Regions from separate parts of the Homo sapiens genome. Here region 2 is linked to region 1. A link is a loop called in an ENCODE intact Hi-C map of the cell type or tissue named here. Cell type or tissue: B cell. All regions are shown on one strand. Links, peaks and the distances in the headings refer to the core of each region. The heading gives the core; the rest is flanking DNA. Region 1 holds the start of EFR3B (EFR3 homolog B). Region 2 holds the start of DTNB (dystrobrevin beta).

What was found. A loop is a pair of places that touch in the nucleus more often than their neighbours do. Peaks named below come from ENCODE experiments on the same cell type or tissue, not always from the same donor. Only the 100,000 strongest peaks of a DNase experiment are listed, where the experiment ranks them.
Region 2: it touches region 1 in a loop (8-fold over the local background); 3 of 110 quality-filtered maps call a loop at or near these places.

What each region holds. Positions count from the first base shown.
Region 1 is chr2:25,036,432-25,045,088 of GRCh38, reverse strand. It overlaps EFR3B (EFR3 homolog B), which reads right to left and starts at 3,013. Exons shown (of 23, transcript NM_014971.2): 1 at 2,770-3,013. The coding sequence starts at 2,776. DNAJC27-AS1 (DNAJC27 antisense RNA 1) reads right to left here. Exons shown (of 3, transcript NR_034113.1): 3 at 5,395-8,657. RefSeq lists silencers at 1,620-1,749, 2,080-2,209, 2,320-2,399, 2,530-3,149 and enhancers at 2,107-3,055, 3,056-4,005. In B cell, for the core only: no CTCF peak of the experiment used is centred there; DNase peaks (open chromatin) are centred at 2,058 and 3,038; H3K4me3 peaks cover 2,450 bases; H3K27me3 peaks cover 3,447 bases.
Region 2 is chr2:25,669,872-25,678,528 of GRCh38, reverse strand. DTNB (dystrobrevin beta) reads left to right here and starts at 4,952. Exons shown (of 21, transcript NM_021907.5): 1 at 4,952-5,143. RefSeq lists an enhancer at 2,557-2,766 and silencers at 4,915-5,209, 4,574-5,503. In B cell, for the core only: no CTCF peak of the experiment used is centred there; DNase peaks (open chromatin) are centred at 4,578, 5,028 and 5,468; H3K4me3 peaks cover 1,864 bases; H3K27ac peaks cover 1,051 bases; H3K27me3 peaks cover 217 bases.

The sequences.
Region 1 (8,657 bases), core at 1-8,000:
GGAGCTCGGAACCTCTTGTGATGCTCACAACAGACCTGGAAGGTAGACAGACATGCGTTTCACTTTTGTATACAGGGATTTAATTCTGAGTGACAATTCCACTTGCCTGAGGTCACCCAGCCATGAAAGGGCTCCTGGATTCAGATGGGATGACCTCAGAACAAGGATTCCTTCTATCCTAGATAGCACTGTGTCCAGCAAAGACATGGGGTTCCCAGCCTCCCATAAGCAGAAGGAAGAAGGCTGAGCTGTGGAGGGCAGAGGCAGGGTGAGGAGGGGGAGGGATGGGAAACGGAGATCCTCCAGAGCTGGACAGATGGGAAGACAAATTTATAGTGGCACAAGTCACCAAGGTGGGTGGACAAGGTACACCTTTACCTAAAGCTCTTAGGTGACTTTCGGCTCCATAGGGGGGCCTCTCTGCCCATCACGTTAATAAAACCCCTGGTGGTATTTTTCTAATGAGACTTTATAGGACACACAGGGGAGGTCAGGAGGTGGGAGGGGGAGAAGCGCAGTGCCAGGAGGCCCCCATTTTCATTGTGCCCTGTTCCATCTAACTCTGTCACCCTGGAAAAATAACTTGTAAAACAAGAGGAAAATTGCAATTATAAGAAGTCTATAATTCTGTGATCCCCGCCCCCAAACCTCCTTACTCACTTTTTTTCATCACTCTATTGACTTCTGGTGAGAAAATGATTTTAAATATCACATGAACCCTTTCTTTTCATGAAAGTCAGGAATATACGAAAATCCAAGCAGTTGAGTCCTCACCAGGGGGAGTGGGCTCCCTCCCACACCTCCTAAGATCAGACTCTGCACCCAGCAACTCAGTAGTAATTTCCCACCCAAGCTTGGTGTGACTTTCCTTTGCTGCAGGCAACTGCCCAGAGGATTCCTCCATTACAATCTTTCTATGAATCATTCAGGGTAAATACCATATCTGTTTGCATCTGGGGAAATAAAAATATATTATAAAAGAGAAATGAAAACCTGAGATGTGTCTGAAAATAGCACCCAGATGCTTTGATTCCCCAGTTCACCTTTCTGACTATCCAGCTCTTCCTTGTCTTGCTTCATACAACAGAGGCAGCCTGGGACCCCCACCTTCAGATATCTCGGGTAAACGACCAAATTATCTTGGACTAAATGCAATGAGGCAGCCCAGCAGAACCCAGTTCCTAATTCTGACCCATTCTGATGAGCCTGTCCTAACTCCTTCCCCACTGCAGGTGCCCCTGCAGTCACATGCTTTTGTCAAATGATCTGCAGCTTCAGGCTGCTACCTCTGCAGAAAAGAAGAGGGGGAAAACAGAGAGAGTAAAAAAATACACACATACTCCTATATATATACATACATATCACAACCTCTGGCTTATAAAGCATAACCGCCTTTTTACCTTTCCCCAGAGTCCCCAGTGGTCAGCAGCACAGCCTCTCAGGCCAACCTCCCCCTCCTCCCACTTGGTCCAAGAGAAATGGTACTTGCTGAGGGGACCTGCTGATGTCTCACCCTGGATCAGAAATGCAAACGTATTTCTGAGCAACTGGGCAGGGAAGGAGACCGATGAAAAAGTTGAGTCAGTCTCTCTCTCTCTCTCAGTAGGGGGGCCCACCAATTGCTGAGCCTTTCCACCAGGCTCTCAGCTTCCTCTGCCTCTAACAAACTTTGTGACTCACAGTCTGTTCGCGGAGCGAGGCAGCTGAGCAGCCGAGCAGCCTCAGTGATGGGTTAAATTGGGAACGCACTCTTCTCCAAACACTGACCCCTCAAGTGCAGCCTGAGCCCCTACCTTGCAGTGGGGGTGGGAGGTGAGCACAGCTCCAATTATTTTGCTGGCACTAGAAGAGCTGCCAGAGACCTGGGTTTTCATGGACTTATGTCTACCGGGATCACACACACACGCACAGCCCTTGGTGGGCTGCAGGCTCAGGAATGCAGTCCATTCCTAGACTGGTCTAGGTCTCCAGTGCTCCATTCATCAGAGCTGCAATGTGGGACCCAACGCGCTCTCTCTTCTTCACCCACACTGCCTGCAAAACCAGAGGGAGTCCTAGCAAATGATCAAGCAGAGCCGTGCATCGTGAGGGTCTGGCTAACTGTTGCACGGCAGTTGAGGGGATGGCGGTGGAGGCGGGGAGAGGTCAGGGCTGTGCTGCACCCTCTCAGCAGCGTCTCCTCCCTTCATCACTGCGGAGGGAAAATCTGGAAGTTGGTGAACCTGGATCCCGCGGGGCGGCAGGGGCAGGCAGAGGCCGAGTCCATTCAGGCGGGCGAGACGAGACTCGGCCACTGGCTGCTCCCCGGGCCTCTGCGCCGCCGGCGCCGCCTCCCGCCTTCTCCGAGCCGCGCAGACGACCGGCCGCGGGCGTCTCCCTCAGCCCTGGACCGGCTTCCCACAGAAAACTCCCAGGCACAAACCGCTTTTGTTAATTCCGCAAATGCTGCCACACGACCACCTCCTCCAGCACTCCCGGTCTGCTCGGCTCCGGGAGACCCGCTTTCCCCTGAGCCTCCGCCCCCCGAAGGACCACCGCCCAGCACCGGCACGCGCCGGGCCTGGAGAGGACCCCAGGGTCCCCGGCCCGAGGCATCTTTGTCCTCGCAGCGCAGACGCGCGCGCACAGAGCGACCGCAACAGCCCCGCCGGGCACCAGGTCAGCGGCCTGGCCCCGCGCCAGGGCCGTGCAGGGGGACAATGGTCCGCGCCGGGGAAGTTTGCGGAGTCGCCCCCGCGGGCCCGGGCCCGGGCGCGGAGCCCTCCTTACCGTACATCTCGGCGGGGCGCGCGCCTCTCGAGAGGCCGGCGTCGCTGCGGCGTTCCCAGCCAGCCCTCGGCGGCGCCCGCCTTTCATTCACAGTCGGGGCGGGGACTGGCGGCGGCCGACAGGGGCCCGGGCGGGGAGGGAGCAGACGCGGGGGCCGGCCGCGGGCAGGACGGAGCCGGGCGCCGCCAGCCCATTCAGCGCCGGGCTGCAGCGGCCGCCTCCGCTCGGGTTGCTGGGCACTGCTGCGCGCAGGGGGCGGGGGCTATGCTAATACTAATGCTCCTCCCTCCCGGCTCGGCCAACCCGAGGCCTCTGCGAGCCCCTCGCCCCGCCCCGCCCCTGCGCCCCGCCCCCGAGAAACCCACAGCCGGAGATGCGCCTTTTCCGAGGCTGTCGCCCTAAGGGCCGCAGCGTGCACCTGCGGAGCTACCCACCCCAACTCCCTGCTCCTGTCGGAGCGCTCGGAAGCTCTCCCTAACCTGGGGTCCTCGAGGTCAGCCGGGGCGCTGAGAGCTGCAGGTGCACCCCTCCTCCAGTTCTGTCCAGGCTGCGTGGGCTAAGCCGGGGGGCGCAAGGATGGGAATTGGGGAATGACTTCCACCCTCTCCTGGCTAGGTACCTTAGCTGAGCGCCGTTCTCTGATGAAGCCCTCCAGCCCTCAGCTGCGCCCTACCAGCTACTCTCTGGCTAGGTGCCCAGCCACTCTCTGGCTAGGTGCTTGCTACCACCAAACAGCGTCCTTCCCGGGTCAGGGACGCAGGAAACGCACCCCACTCCCAACCCCCAAGGGCTGCAGGAAGTCCGCTTGCTTTTCCTCTCCCTGATTTATATGTGTAATTCGCAAGCTTTGCCGCCAGGATCCTCTCCAGCTGAGCCCCAGCGCCGACTTGAATTCCAGCTCTGCACCTGCCGTGACCCTATGAGGAACAGGCACAGAGAGGCAGCGGCTCATGCCTACGCCCACACCTGAAGATCTCTCCTAAGCTAGCTCAGGACTTCCCTGGGCTTCTCATCCAGCCTTCTTTACATTGCACACGTTCCCGTCTTTTTTTTTTTTTTTTTTTTTTTTTTTTTTTTTTTTGACATGGAGTCTCACTCTCGCCCAGGGTGGAGTACAGTGGCACTATCTCGGCTCCCTGCAAACTCCGCCTCCTGGGTTCAAGCGATTCTTCCACCTCAGCCTCCAGAGTAGCTGGGACTACAGGTGCGTGCCACCACGCCCGGCTAATTTTTGTATTTTTTGGTAGAGAAGGGATTTCACCATGTTGGCCAGGCTGGTCTGGAACTCCTGACCTCAAGTGATCCGCCCGCCTCGGCCTCCCAAAGTGCTGAGATTACAGGCCTGAGCCACTTCTCCTGCCCCTCCTGGCCTTTCAATATCGATTTCTTAGTTTCTCTTGGCCCATGGTTGAGAGTTGTTTGGGTTTTCTTTTGTTTTTTTCTACTGGTAGAAATATTCTACTAGTAGAAGTTAGAGAGGAAAGGAACTTAAAGATACTTAAGAACTGAACTTCATTTTACTTCATTTAACGTTGAGAGGTTAATTTATGTTGTTAGGCTGGGCTGTGTGTCTGTAGGCCAATGATCTACTCTCTCAACCCCAGCTTCCTGCAGGACTGTTGGGAAACTGGAATAAAATCTACATGAAATGACACAGTGGGCACTCATGTATATTTTTTCCTTCCTTCATGGCTCAAGGCAGGAACAGAGCCAGAGAAAGAATCCAGGTTGCCAGACTCTTGAAACAGTGCTCAGTCTGTTGCACTCAAAACTTATGTTTCCTATTTTTCTCTGGCCTGGGCCTCCACCTCCCGCCCGCGCCCCACTCTCTTGCTGTTTCCAGGTTTTCTTCTTCTTCCTTGACCTCTTTGACTCTCTTAGCAGCATGCCAGCCCCAAGGGAAACCCTGGGATGGTTCCTGGAACACACATTTAGTCTAGACCCCCCTACCCCGGGCACACACTCCCTGCATCTCACAAATAACCTCTGTCTCTGTTCTTCAGTTCCAGGACCAGGCCAGGTGGCTTTAAGATTGACTGAGAGTCAGACTTGAACTGGAGCAGGAAGGAGAATCTCAGCTCTAGCTTGATATGATCACCCAGAGACACTCCCTTCCCACAATTCTGCTCAACACAAAATATACTCATGAAACATTGGTGTCTACAGTACAGAAGGAAATGCAGTGTCTGTCTTCAAAGAATGAAAGGTCTAGCAGGGAATTCCAGATGAATACTGATAAAAACATTACTTGAGGCCAGACGTGGTGGCTCACACCTGTAATCCCAGCACTTTGGGAGGCCAAGGCAGGTGGATCACCTGTGATCAGGAGTTCAAGACCAGCCTGGCCAACATGGTGAAACCACATCTCTACTAAAAATACAAAAATTAGCCGGGCATGGTGGTGCATGCCTGTAGTCCCAGCTACTCGGGAGGCTGAGGCAGGAGAATCGCTTGAGCCTGGGAGGCGGAGATTTCAGTGAGCTGAGATTGTGCCTCTGCACTCCAGCCTGGGCGACAGAGTGAGACACTGTCTCAAAAAAAAAAAAAAAAAAAAAAAAAAAATTACTGGGCAGGAAAAAAACATAGTCAATTCTGCATGAGAAGTACAGACCTCTATTTAGAAAATTCACAAGGCTGATAGTTTAATTTGTTCTTTCTATCAGCTATTTACCAATCACTCCCTATGACATGCTAGACACTGTGGAAGGTACTTAGGAGCGGGGAGACATGTAAAAATTATCATAAAATCTTATAATGACTATGGAGGCACATACAAGGAGCAGGGAAGAGTTTCATGAAGGGAAAAAGAAAAAACAATTCAGGTGTGGGAGGAGGGGCACAGGGCTTCCAAGCCCTCCCCCAGGCACCACCCTCCAGGAACCTCGATGTGTTCAGTTATCCCAAAGCTCCCTGAACCCTGTCCGCTTGGGTTTTTATGAAAGCTTTATAACGTCAGCATTCCTTCCCCCGGGGTATAGGGTGGGAACCTCTCTGGGAATGGTCTTAAGAACAACCATTGGAAAGTCCAGGAAAGATTAGAGTCCTGCCTGGGGGCAGGTGAAAGGAGGGCAGGAGAAGGAGAGAGTCTGTTTCCTGTGGCCTAACACACTCAATATTACAACAAAAGACTGTAACAAGGGCTATGGGAGTTATGAGCCAGGAATCATGGAGGAAAACTGTCTATCATAACAACACAGCATTCAAGGTCCTTCCAACAGGGCCCCAGACTTCCTTTCCCACCTGGCTTCCACCTCCTGTTCCCTCCTCAACTGTGCTCCCACTAGATGGGCTTGCACACCACACTTACCATACTCTTTCCTCTACCATCTCTGACCTTTGTAAATTTCAGTCCCTCTGAACAACTTCAGCAAATTAATTGAACCCGAAGAGGGAGTCACGGGAACCCCAACTTGAAGCCAGTTGGTCAGAAGTTCTGGAGGTCTGGACTTACAACTGGTGTTGGGGGAACAGTCTTGGGGACTGAGCCCTCCAATGTGGGATCTGACACTACTTTTCAGTGTCAGACTGCATTAGAGGACACCCAGCTGCTTGGTGTGTGGGGAAACGCCCCCCCCCCACCCCGACATTTGGTCATAACTCTTCTGCGTTGATTGTTGTGATGTGAGAGTAAAGGAAAAACGCTGTTACAGAGTATTTTCCCCGTAAAACCGCCCAACCCAAAAGCCTTCCTGTCAGCTCTAGGGTTAGCAGACGAGCTTAGCCAACATGGCAAAACCCTATCTCTACTAAAAATACAAAAATTAGCCGGGCATGGTGGCAGGCGCCTGTAATCCCAGCTACCCAGGAGGCTGAGGCAGGAGAATCACTTGAACCCAGGAGACAGAGGTTGCAGTGAGCCGAGATCGCGCCACTGCACTCCAGCCTGGGCAACAGTGTGAGACTCTGTCTCAAAAAAATAAAAATACAAGATGCCCAATGTAATTTGAGTTTCAAATATATAAGGACTGATTTGTAATGTACGCCCCAGGCAGTAGGTGAGACATACTAAAAACATTTTTTGTTTGTTTTCTGAAACTCAGATTCCACCTAAGTTTTATCTGGCAACTGTAGTTAGCAACAGCCATTGGAGGGTGCTCCTGGATCCTCATGACTGAATCAGGCCTGGGGTAGGCTTCCCCACCCATGCTCCCAACCTGTATCACCAAACAGATCCCACTAGAATGTGGTTCCTAAGGAGATAGGGATAAGGCTGCTTTGGCCAGTCTGTCCCCTTTGGTATGGGTGCCTTGGCCAGAGGCCTTTGGCCCTGCAGATGCCAGCTTCTCCCATCTGTGTGTCACATGGCCTGTGAGAACCATGAAAAGAGGCTCCAATTCTCTGCTGTCCCCCAGGGGCTCAGCAGACAACATTGTTCTGCGGGCTGTATGCATTAAATGGCAAAGGAATCCGGCCCATACCCAGCTTCTCTGAGGTGCAGTCAAGGTGTTTAGACAAAATATGTGCAGGAAATGATGCTGTAGAGGTTGACCACGGTGGCATTATGTATATAAGGAAACTGAGCCTGGGAGAGAATGCAGTCTTCGGGCTCACAGTCTAGAACAGAAGGGCTGGCCAGGTATGGTGGCTCACACCTGTAATCCCAGCACTTTGGGAGGCCGAGGTGGGTAGATCACAAGGTCAGGAGTTCAAGACCAGCCTGGTGAATATGGTGAAACCCCATCTCTACTAAAAATACAAAAATTAGCTGGGCGTGGTGGCAGGCACCTGTAGTCTCAGCTACTTGGAAGGCTGAGGCAGGAGAATTGCTTGAAACTGGGAGGCGGAGGTTGCAGTGAGCCGAGATTGCGCCACTGCAATCCAGCCTGGGTGACAGAGCGAGACTCTGTCTCAAAAACAAAAACAAACCAAACAAAAAAACAAACAAACAAACAAAAACAAACAAACAGAAGGTGGGAACTCTAGGATCTCCCTCTCCAGAATAGTGCACCCATGAAGAGGTGCTGAACAGAAGTCAGCCATTTAGGTGAGCTATGAAAAGGAGGCAAAGTGAGAATTGGGATTCCTATCTTAAAAAGCTTCTTAACTTTAGCTGCAGAAATCCAAAACATGGGGACCGGTATGACAGGAAGGCAAGTAGAAAAGACATCACATTTACTGAGTGCCCTAATGTGATATGCCTATGCCAGGCACTTTACACGGGTTGTGTCGTCTCATGGAATTCTCTCAGCACCCGTGCAAGGTAAGTACTACTATTCCCATTTTACATCTGGGAAATTGAGGCCCAGAGAGGTTCGACTACTCTCTAGTACATGGGCAAGCAGAGATTCAAACCCAGGACACTCTGTTCAAAACCCATTTTCTTTCCACCACACTATGCTGTCTCGTGGCACACACCAATGTGCACATCACAGCTGCACTGTAAGTCAAGTATAGTTCGGAATTCTTGACCCGCATTTGCTCCTCTGCCTCACCTGTTTCATGTCCCCCTTCACTGGGTTTGGAGGGTAGGGATTGGAGAGGGCTGCAGGCTATCCATAACATACCTGGGCACTTAATTTCCACCCTGCTCCCCCAGGCCTCATCCATGGTGGGCCTCTCCCATGACCTTGACTGGAACCCAGGGGCCTCCTGGGACTGGTTTGGTCAGGCCAGAGGAACTAAGCCTTAGAAAGGTTACTATTCTTTGGCCAAAGTGCACCCTGGTAAATGTGGTCCTCTGCTATGACAGCTCAAATGATATCCTCTGCCAAGAGCAAGCAGCACAGTGAGGTCCCAAGTTTCCATATGAACTAGAGACTGAATTTCCCTGCGTGTCACAGAAAGGGAGGCTTAGAAGTGGGAGGAAATCTACAGCCATTGCATAAAACGCAGGAACCCCCACTCGCATTCCAGGCTTCAGCATCCCCGTCACATCCCCATCATCACAT
Region 2 (8,657 bases), core at 359-8,358, 630 kb before region 1:
GGTTGCTTATGTGCTACAGTAGCAGGCTGGTGTAGTTAGACTACCAAACCTAAAATGTTTACTATCAGATGCTTTAGAAAAATTTGCTGACCCTGCTCTACTAGATGCTTAAGATGGGCTTGCATGTGCAGTATTCTTTGAGTTGTGCATTTTGTAAACAGTTCTTTTTTATCGACTAGATGTTTTAAAAACAGCATGAATGGATGGATATAAAATCCTTGGCTTGCATCTTTGTTCCTTAAGTTTCCAGAAAATGCTGAAAATGCTGTATCACTACTGCCTTGCTTGTTTGTTGTTCTTGAGACGGGTGATGCCAACTATTTTGGCTACCAGACTCCATAATAAACCACCTACCCTAAAAAGAATGGCTTCAAGTAAGAACCATTTTAATTATAATTTCACAGTCTTTGGAGTTAGGAATTTGGGTAGGGCTTGGCTGGATGATTCTTCTGTTCCCTGTGGCTTCAACTGAGGTCACTCAGTGGTATTCTGCTGATGTAGGGCTTTCATGACGATTTCACTCATACCAGCAAGAATCAGCTAGGTCCTCTCCTTCTCCATGTAGGACCTTTCTGGGGAGTTACATATTTTACATAGCAGCTTGGGGCTTTAAGAATAAGTGTTCTGGCCAGGCACGGTGGCTCACGCCTGTAATCTCAGCACCTTTGGAGGCTGAGGCGGGTGGCATGAGGTCAGGAGTTCAAGACCAGCCTGGCCAATATGGTGAAACCCCGTCTCTACTAAAAATACAAAAATTAGCCAGGTGTGGTGGTGGGTACCTGTAGTCCCAGCTACTCGGGAGGCGGAGGCAGGAGAATCGCTTGAAACCGGAAGGCAGAGGTTGCAGTGAGCAGAGATCGTGCCACTGCACTCCAGCCTGGGTGAAAGAGTGAAAGTCCATCTCAAAAAAAAAAAAAAAAAAAAAAAAAAAGTGTTCCCAAAGACCAAAGACCCAAACTCAAGTGGACACTTAAAGACTTTTTGTGAACTGGGATTAGAAATCCCAGAATATTGCATGTTCTATTGGCCGAGCAATTCAGTAAGGCCATCCTGGATGGAGAGGAATGATAAAAAAAAAAATTGGCAGCCACGTTTAAAGTCCCGCAGCCCAATTTTCTTTTCTTTCTTTTTTTTTTTTTTTGAGGCAGATTTTCGCTCTTGTTGCCCAAGCTGGAGTGCAATGGCGCAATATCGGCTCACTGCAACCTCCGCCTCCCGGGTTCAAGCGATTCTCCTGCCTCAGCCTCCCGAGTAGCTGGGATCACAGGCGTGCACCACCACACCCGGCTAATTTTGTGCATTTTTAGGAGAAACAGGGTTTCACCATGTTAGCCAGGCTGGTCTCGAACTCCTGACCTCAGGTGATCTGCCCACCTCAGCCTCCCAAAGTGCTGGGATTACAGGTTTGAGCCACCGCACCTGGCCTGCAGTCCAATTTTCTTACCCTTTTAAACAATTTGAACTTTGTACCTGCAGACCTTGAAGATTATTATTATTATCAGTTTAACACTGTAAATAGCATAGCTCTCAGAGTTCAGCCTCTGGCAATTTTCCCAGGTAAATGTAGGCCTTATAGGTTTATATCTTATTTTCAGAAAGATTCTTAGATTATAGCTTCGACATATGTAGCACCCCAGTGACACATATGTTGGATATTCTTTGCTTGTATTCAAATGACATTCCAAAAAGAGACAGAAACAAGCACAAAGGTGTGGAGCCAAGGGGAAGTGGAAACATTCCAGGAGTTTGTATGGTGTGTGTGGAGGAAGCAATAGACGATGGATTGGAGAGAATGGGCAAGGGCTAGATTAAGGGAAGTGCTAGACAGTGACACCAGGGGTGGTAAATTTTTGAAAGCTTTCTCTAATCTGCAGCATGGAAGATGGATTGGAAGCAGCAAGACTGGCAGGGAGACCACATAAAAAGCTGCTGCATGGCCAGGCGCAGTGGCTCACGCCTGTAATCCCAGTACTTTGGGAGGCCAAGGCAGGTGGGGATCACTTGAGGCCAGGAGTTTGAGACCAGGCTGGTCCACATGGTGAAACCCCGTCTCTAACTAAAAATATAAAAATTAGCCAGGCATGATGATGGGCATCTGTAATCCCAGCTACTCAGGAGGCTGAGGCAGGAGAATCGCGTGAACCTGGGAGGCGGAGGTTGCAGTGAGCCAAGATCGTGCCACTGCACTCCAGCCTGGGTGACAGAGCGAGACTCCGTCCCAGAACAAACAAACAAAGCTGCTGCATTAGTTTAGGGGAGGTGGGCTAAGAGGGAAAGATTCTAGTTATTTATTTATGAGGAAGCATCAATGGGACTTAGTGGTTGTTGGGTATGGAGTCAGGGCAGAGGGGTGGTGGGAGAAGAAGGAATCAAGAATGGCCCCCCAGTTTCTGAATTGGTCAACTGGGTGGACAGTAGTTTAGACATGTAGAACGTGGGGTACCTCTAGGACACCCAGGTGGAGAAGTCTGGCGGGCTTTTGTGAATAAGGAACCCAGATGAGTGGCCTGAGCTAGAGAGAGTGCACTTGGGAGTTGCTGATATGCGGTAGATAAAGAAGCGGAGTGGATGGAATGGTCCAGGGAGAATGTGTGGCGTGAGACCAGCTGAGGAGAGAATCTGTGAAACTGAGAAGTGGTCACAGGGGTTAAGACAGGAGTCATGCCATGACACCAAGGGAGTTTCAGAAAGAGTGGGCTACTCTGTTCAATGTCACTGAGAGTTCTAACAATATGAGGACTCAGAGATGGCTTGTGGTATTTAGGATCCAACAAGCCATTCATGACTGAGAGCAATGCAGTGATGTGGTGTGGACAGAAACTACATAGGTTTGAGGAGCTGAGGAGCTGCTGAGGAGGTAGAGATGAGGGTAGATGACTTTCAAGATATTTATGAAGGAAAACTCAGAGAGGGACTAGTAACTGAAGCAGAATCTAGAGGGACAGCGAAAGGGTTTCTTCCTTTTTCTTGAGGACAGGAAAAGCTTAAACATGAATAGATGATGAAGGAAAGAGACAAGTAAAGAGAAGTTGGTAATTTTGGAGTGAGAGGGGGAGAATGATTGAAAGGTGTTTGAAAAGTTTTCTGAGGATGTGGGAGGTGAAGAAATAGAGAACAGAGATGGAGAGATGCCAATACAGTGTCCTTGAAGTATTTAATTCCCTTATGGTTTAGGATTGTCTAGTCCACATATTGAAATTACCTTGGTTTCAATCAATAAACCGAACATATCAAGCGATATTTACACATTTATTTTATATTATTTACACATCTTTTCTCCAAAGAACAGAATCAATGTTTTACCCCTCTCAATGCCTTCCACATAGGGGGTGCTCAAAAAGGGCAAATAAAGAAGCTAGAGGTCTCTTACCTGTATTCTGAGTATCTTAATATGTACAAAACATAGCCAAGACCGTGCCTACAAGAGATAAGTCTCCTCAAGCATGAAAATATTCACACACTTCATATATGTAAGGTAAAAGGTAAAATGTCCATCTTTATTTATTTATTTTGAGACGGAGTCTCACTCTCTTGCCCAGACTTGGAGTACAGTGGTGCGATCTCGACTCACTGCAACCTCTGCCTCCTAGGTTCAGGCGATTCTCCTGCCTCAGCCTCCCAAGTAGCTGGGATTACGGCGTACACCACCACGCCCGGCTAATTTTTGTATTTTTAGTAGAGACAGAGTTTCGCCATGTTGGCCAGGCTGGTCTCGAACCCCTGACCTCAAGTGATCCGTCTGCCTCAGCCTCCCAAAGTGCTGGGATTACAGGCGTGAGCCTCCGCGGCAGGCCAGAAAATGCTCATCTTTTGAGGAACCTATTTGTTCCCATTTAACAAAGTTGGTTATCAGCATTTCCTTCACCATAGGAGTTTAAAAATAAAAAGAGGAGAGGAGGAGGAAGAGGGTGTTCTAAAGGCAGGCAGGCAGGCAGGCAGGCAGCAGCAGGAGGTGGCACGATCTGCCTTACCGTAAGGTGCCAAAAAGCAGTGAAAACCATACTCCCAGCATGCAGGCCTGGGGTCGCTTAGCTCTGGAGCTTACAGCCTTCATCATTGACCAATAGCCCCCAAAGGACGTTGCTGTTTTGAGTCTTAAGTAACGTTGAGAATGACCATTTGAACCATTCAAAAAGTCCTTGCTATATTCTAATTTGGCACCATCTCCTGTATTTCACAGTTTGGAAAGAATTCTATAAAAGATGGATAACAGTAAAACACAAAAAAGCTGGTGCTGAGATGGTAAACCTGGCTGCCCCGGCTCCTTTGCCCAAACTGTTTTCCCAGCCCTAATGTCCTCCCTTTTTCCTCCTAGGACTTCTTTTTCTTCCTTCGAGGTTGACCATAAATGCCGCCTCTAGCCCTCTGCGGCGTCCAAGCAGAAGTCGTCTCTAGCTTCTGTGCCAGCATCGCACCGTGGCTTGGCTCTGCACGGGTCATCGGACTTGGTTGTGTACATGGCTGTTTTCCCCGCTAAGTTTGGGGCGCCTCGAGCCCAGGCGCCGTGACCGTGATCGTGCGCCCACAGGCACCTGGTGCAGCGCGGGGCGCACGCCGCGGCTGGGCTAGCTTGCGGAGTTCACGGGGGTCACTCGGGCACAGGCTTGTGACCCAGGCGCGGAGAATGATTCACGGGGTGGCTCTTTGCATTCTTTGTCGGGTAGTCACGTCGGGCCGGGCACCCCGCCGACGGATACCTGCGGATGGAAAGACACCCGGCCCGACGCCAGCGAGCGGGAGAAGCCTGGATGGAGCCAGCTTCCCGCCTGCCCGGAACCCGCCGGCGACCGGTGGGCGGGGCGCGGCCGCGGGGGCGGGGTGGAGGGGGGTTGCTCGGCCGCTCCCGCCCCCTCCCCGCGCGCGGAAGCCACGCCCCCGGCCGCGCGCTCGCGCTGGGCGCGCGCCCGCCCATCCGCCCTCCGCCCTCCGCCCTCGCGCCCTCGCGCCGGGGGCGGGCGCTGCGCGTGCCGGGCGGAGAAGCGGCGCGAGCCGGGCGCTGCGAACGTTCGCCGCGGGGGTGGCTCCGGGGCCTGAGTAGGCGCTGCCGCTGCCTCAGCCGAGGGGGCTGGGCCGGAGCGTGCGGAGGAGTGAGGCCGCAGGAGACCTTCCCGACGACCCCTGCTCCGGCGGGGAAGTGAGCAAGGTGGGGGTCTGCGGCCGCCGCCGGGGCTGTGGGGAGACGAGCTGGGCTGGAGCCTCGCGCCCGCGAGGTGCGGGACGGCAGCTCGCGCTGCGCCGGGACTGGGGACCCGGGAGCCTGCGGGTGCGGCGCTGCAGGAGTCGGGGAGGGCGCGGGGAGCCGGGGCCGCTGCACCGCGCGCGGCTGCGAGGTGGGACGGCGCGGCTAGCCCCGGAGGGACAGGCAGAGGGGATGCGGCGGATCCCGGGCCGGGAGGGGTATCGGGGTCCGGAACGCGCCGGGGCACGGGCGCGAGCGGGGGCCCGGCGCCGGGCTGATGCTGCCCGAGCCCGGCTCGCCTGGAGGCGGCTCTGCGTTAGGTGCTGAAGGGGCGAGTGAGGCAGGTCCTGGCAGAGGGCAGGTGAGGCGGGCAGGCCCTGGCAGAGGGAAGGGTATTTATTTCAGATCACCCCAAATCACTGTTTCCCGAGGCGCCTAATAGCGAACCTGTCCAGGAGGTCACCCTGGACAGGAAAGAAGTGTCCCGAGACGAGGATGCCGGTGACGAATACTTGCCCTTAAATTCCTGTGCCAGGCCTTGGGATTAGGAAGACCTTCCAGCTACCGTAGGTAGAGACCCGTAGTCAGCACTGGGGCCACGAAATAGTATGGAACACCGTCATGTTATTGAGGTGCTGACAGTGTGGCTGTGAAGATATGCACATGAAATACAAAGGAGCGTCGAATTTTATGTCGCATGCCCTATTTACTTTCGGTCTCTTTTGTCTTTTCCCAGTATTGGGAAATTGGAGCCATAAATTGCGTGGTTTTGGGGATAAAGCAGAAAGGTCAAAAGAAGCCTATGGGAGAAATTTGGGAGAGTTTTGAAGGCTCCTACGGGTAACATTTAAAGGGGGCTCTTAGATGGGGAAAAAAGACGTTTGGAAAGAAAGGAAGTTTCCTTCCTTCCCATCTAGAAATAAGCTCCATGACTATTGACTGCTAAATCTTCAGAATGTTGCCTGGCTCACAGCGGTTGAGCCATAAGTGTCTATTGCATGAATGAATGGACAAGCAAGGTTTGGCCACATTTGCCATGGAGCAGTGTCAGTCACTCTAGTGTTAGGGAAGGTTGCTGGATTTCTCCTGTTCCACAAGTTCTCTCTCTCTGCCTCTTTTTTTTTTTTTTTTTTTTTTTTTTTTTTTGCTATGCGAGGCAACCCCGGTTCTGAGGTCTGGGCACGTTAAAGCAATGGCTAAGGCGGCGAGGTCTTGGTTTCTGTGGCCATGCTACCACTTTCCCATGTGTCTTTCATGTTGGCCTTCAAGAGCTTGCTCCTTGGCCTGTTGCTTGAGATCATCCCATTTTGTTCCTTCTCCCATTGGCTTTTTCTATTACTTGAGAAGGAAGAGGGTAGTGTTGTCTAGAGAACACTTTTTCATTTTGGTCCTGGTTCTTGGGTCTTAGACCTGTAGTGCGAGGCTGTTGGTGCCTCTGCTTTTCTGTAAGGGCTGGAATTCTACCTGTGCTCTGCCTTGGTTGAATCTCTGAACTCTGGAGCTCCAGGCTGCTGTTTCAGTAACCTGGGTTGCAGTGCCTGTTGGGTTACTTTGTCTGCCAAATTAAAACTTGACCTTTTATGAGTTCTCTAAGGATTTTTATCATGCATAAGTGGAATTGCCTTTGAAAGGGGTTGTGCAGTCAAGGTAGTGCTGGCAGAGTTTTTGGATGTCCACTATGCCCGAGAGACAAATTTCTACCTATGGTTAGAAAATTAGACTCAGAACCAAGAGAATTTCAACTTATTGTTTATTTTATGTCTTTATGTTACTCTCTCAGGGCCTTAGTTTCTTCGTGTGAAAAATAAGTAATAATCAAAATCTGGCATTGTATAGGAAGCCTTGAAGAAGTAAATTTATTTCTCCTGTTTCAGGGCTGTACAGCCAGCAGGTCTCTTGTTGAGAGGTGCCTAGGTTCTACAATATTGGGTGCCTTATTCCAGGCTCTCTCAATGATATTTTGTTTATGTATTTATTTTAAAACCAACTTTTTGACGTATAGTTGACAAAATAAAATGCACAGATTTCCCGTGTGCGGTTGGATGAGTTTTGGAAAAATGTGTACAGTAGTCCCCCCATTAGCCTCAGGGATATGTTCCAAGAGCACCAGTGGATGCCTGAAGCCACAGTTAATTCCAAACCCTATATAGACTGTTTTTTCCCTATACTTAAGTATCTATGATAAAGTTTTAACTTATAAATTAGTTGCCATGAGAGATTAATGACTTCTCTTAGGCATATGTTTGGCTTCTCTGTGGCATATCCCAATTGCCAGCATCACTACTCTTGCACTTTATTATTAAGTAAAACAGTGGTCACTTGAACACAAGCACTGTGATACCATGACAGTCAATCTGATCATTGAGACAGCTACTAAGTGAGTAACCAGAAGGTGGCTTATGCAGTGTGGATATGCTGGAGAAAGGGATAGTTCATATCCCAGGTGGGACAGAGTGGGATGGCACAAAATTTCGTCACGCTATTCAGAATGGTACACAACTTAAAACTTACAAATTGTTTATTTCTGAGGGGAGACTGCTGTATACTTTGTAACCACCATTCCAATCAAGAAATTTCCATCACCCCAGAATGTTCCCTTATGCTGGTTTGCAGTCCATTCTCTATCTTCCCTACTCCCTTTTATTGATTTCGAATTACACGAGCATCAGAGCTGTGGCACCTAGTTGTGTAGATTGTATTCTGCCCAGCTTTAGGGAGCACCATTCACATTGGAGTCCTTGTGCCTGGCAGCTGCTGGAGTTGTGTAGTGCACACTCTGTGTGACTGTGTGCTGCAACTCTGCAGGTGGCTCAGAACACACACTCACTTGTCAGATACTCAAACAGTACAGACAGAATAAAGGCCCCCTTGACCTACTCACGGAAACAAGTTATCAGTTTTTGTGGTCTTTCCAGACTATTCTCTATGTATTTTCATGTATATATAGGGAACACAAACTCATCTGATACTCAAAACAGTATAGACAGAATAAAGGCCCCCTTGACCTACTCACAGAAACAGAAGTTATCAGTTTTTGTGGTCTTTCCAGGCTATTCTCTATGTATTTTCATGTATATATAGGTAATACAGAATAAAAAAAGAGCAGAGTTTTTTCTCCTCTGCATTAATGACATCATACCATACACATTGTTCTGCAGTTTTTTCCCCTAACAGAATGATTTTGAGATTTTTTCATGTTGGAACACAGGAATCAACCTGAGTCTTCTTAACTACTACACAATCTCTTATGTAGTATGTATCGTAGTTTATTTAGTATTCTCATTAAGGACCGTTGCTGCAGTGAATGAAAAACTACAGTTGCTGGGTCAGAGGTATGCGTTTTACTTCATAACTGATGGGGCTATAACCATGTTGCTGCTTGTGGATTTAATCCATTTATTTTCAACTGCTTAGTGTATTCAGTTGTAGGCTTTTTTTTTTTTTTGAGATAGGGTCTTCCTCTGTCGCCCAGACTGGA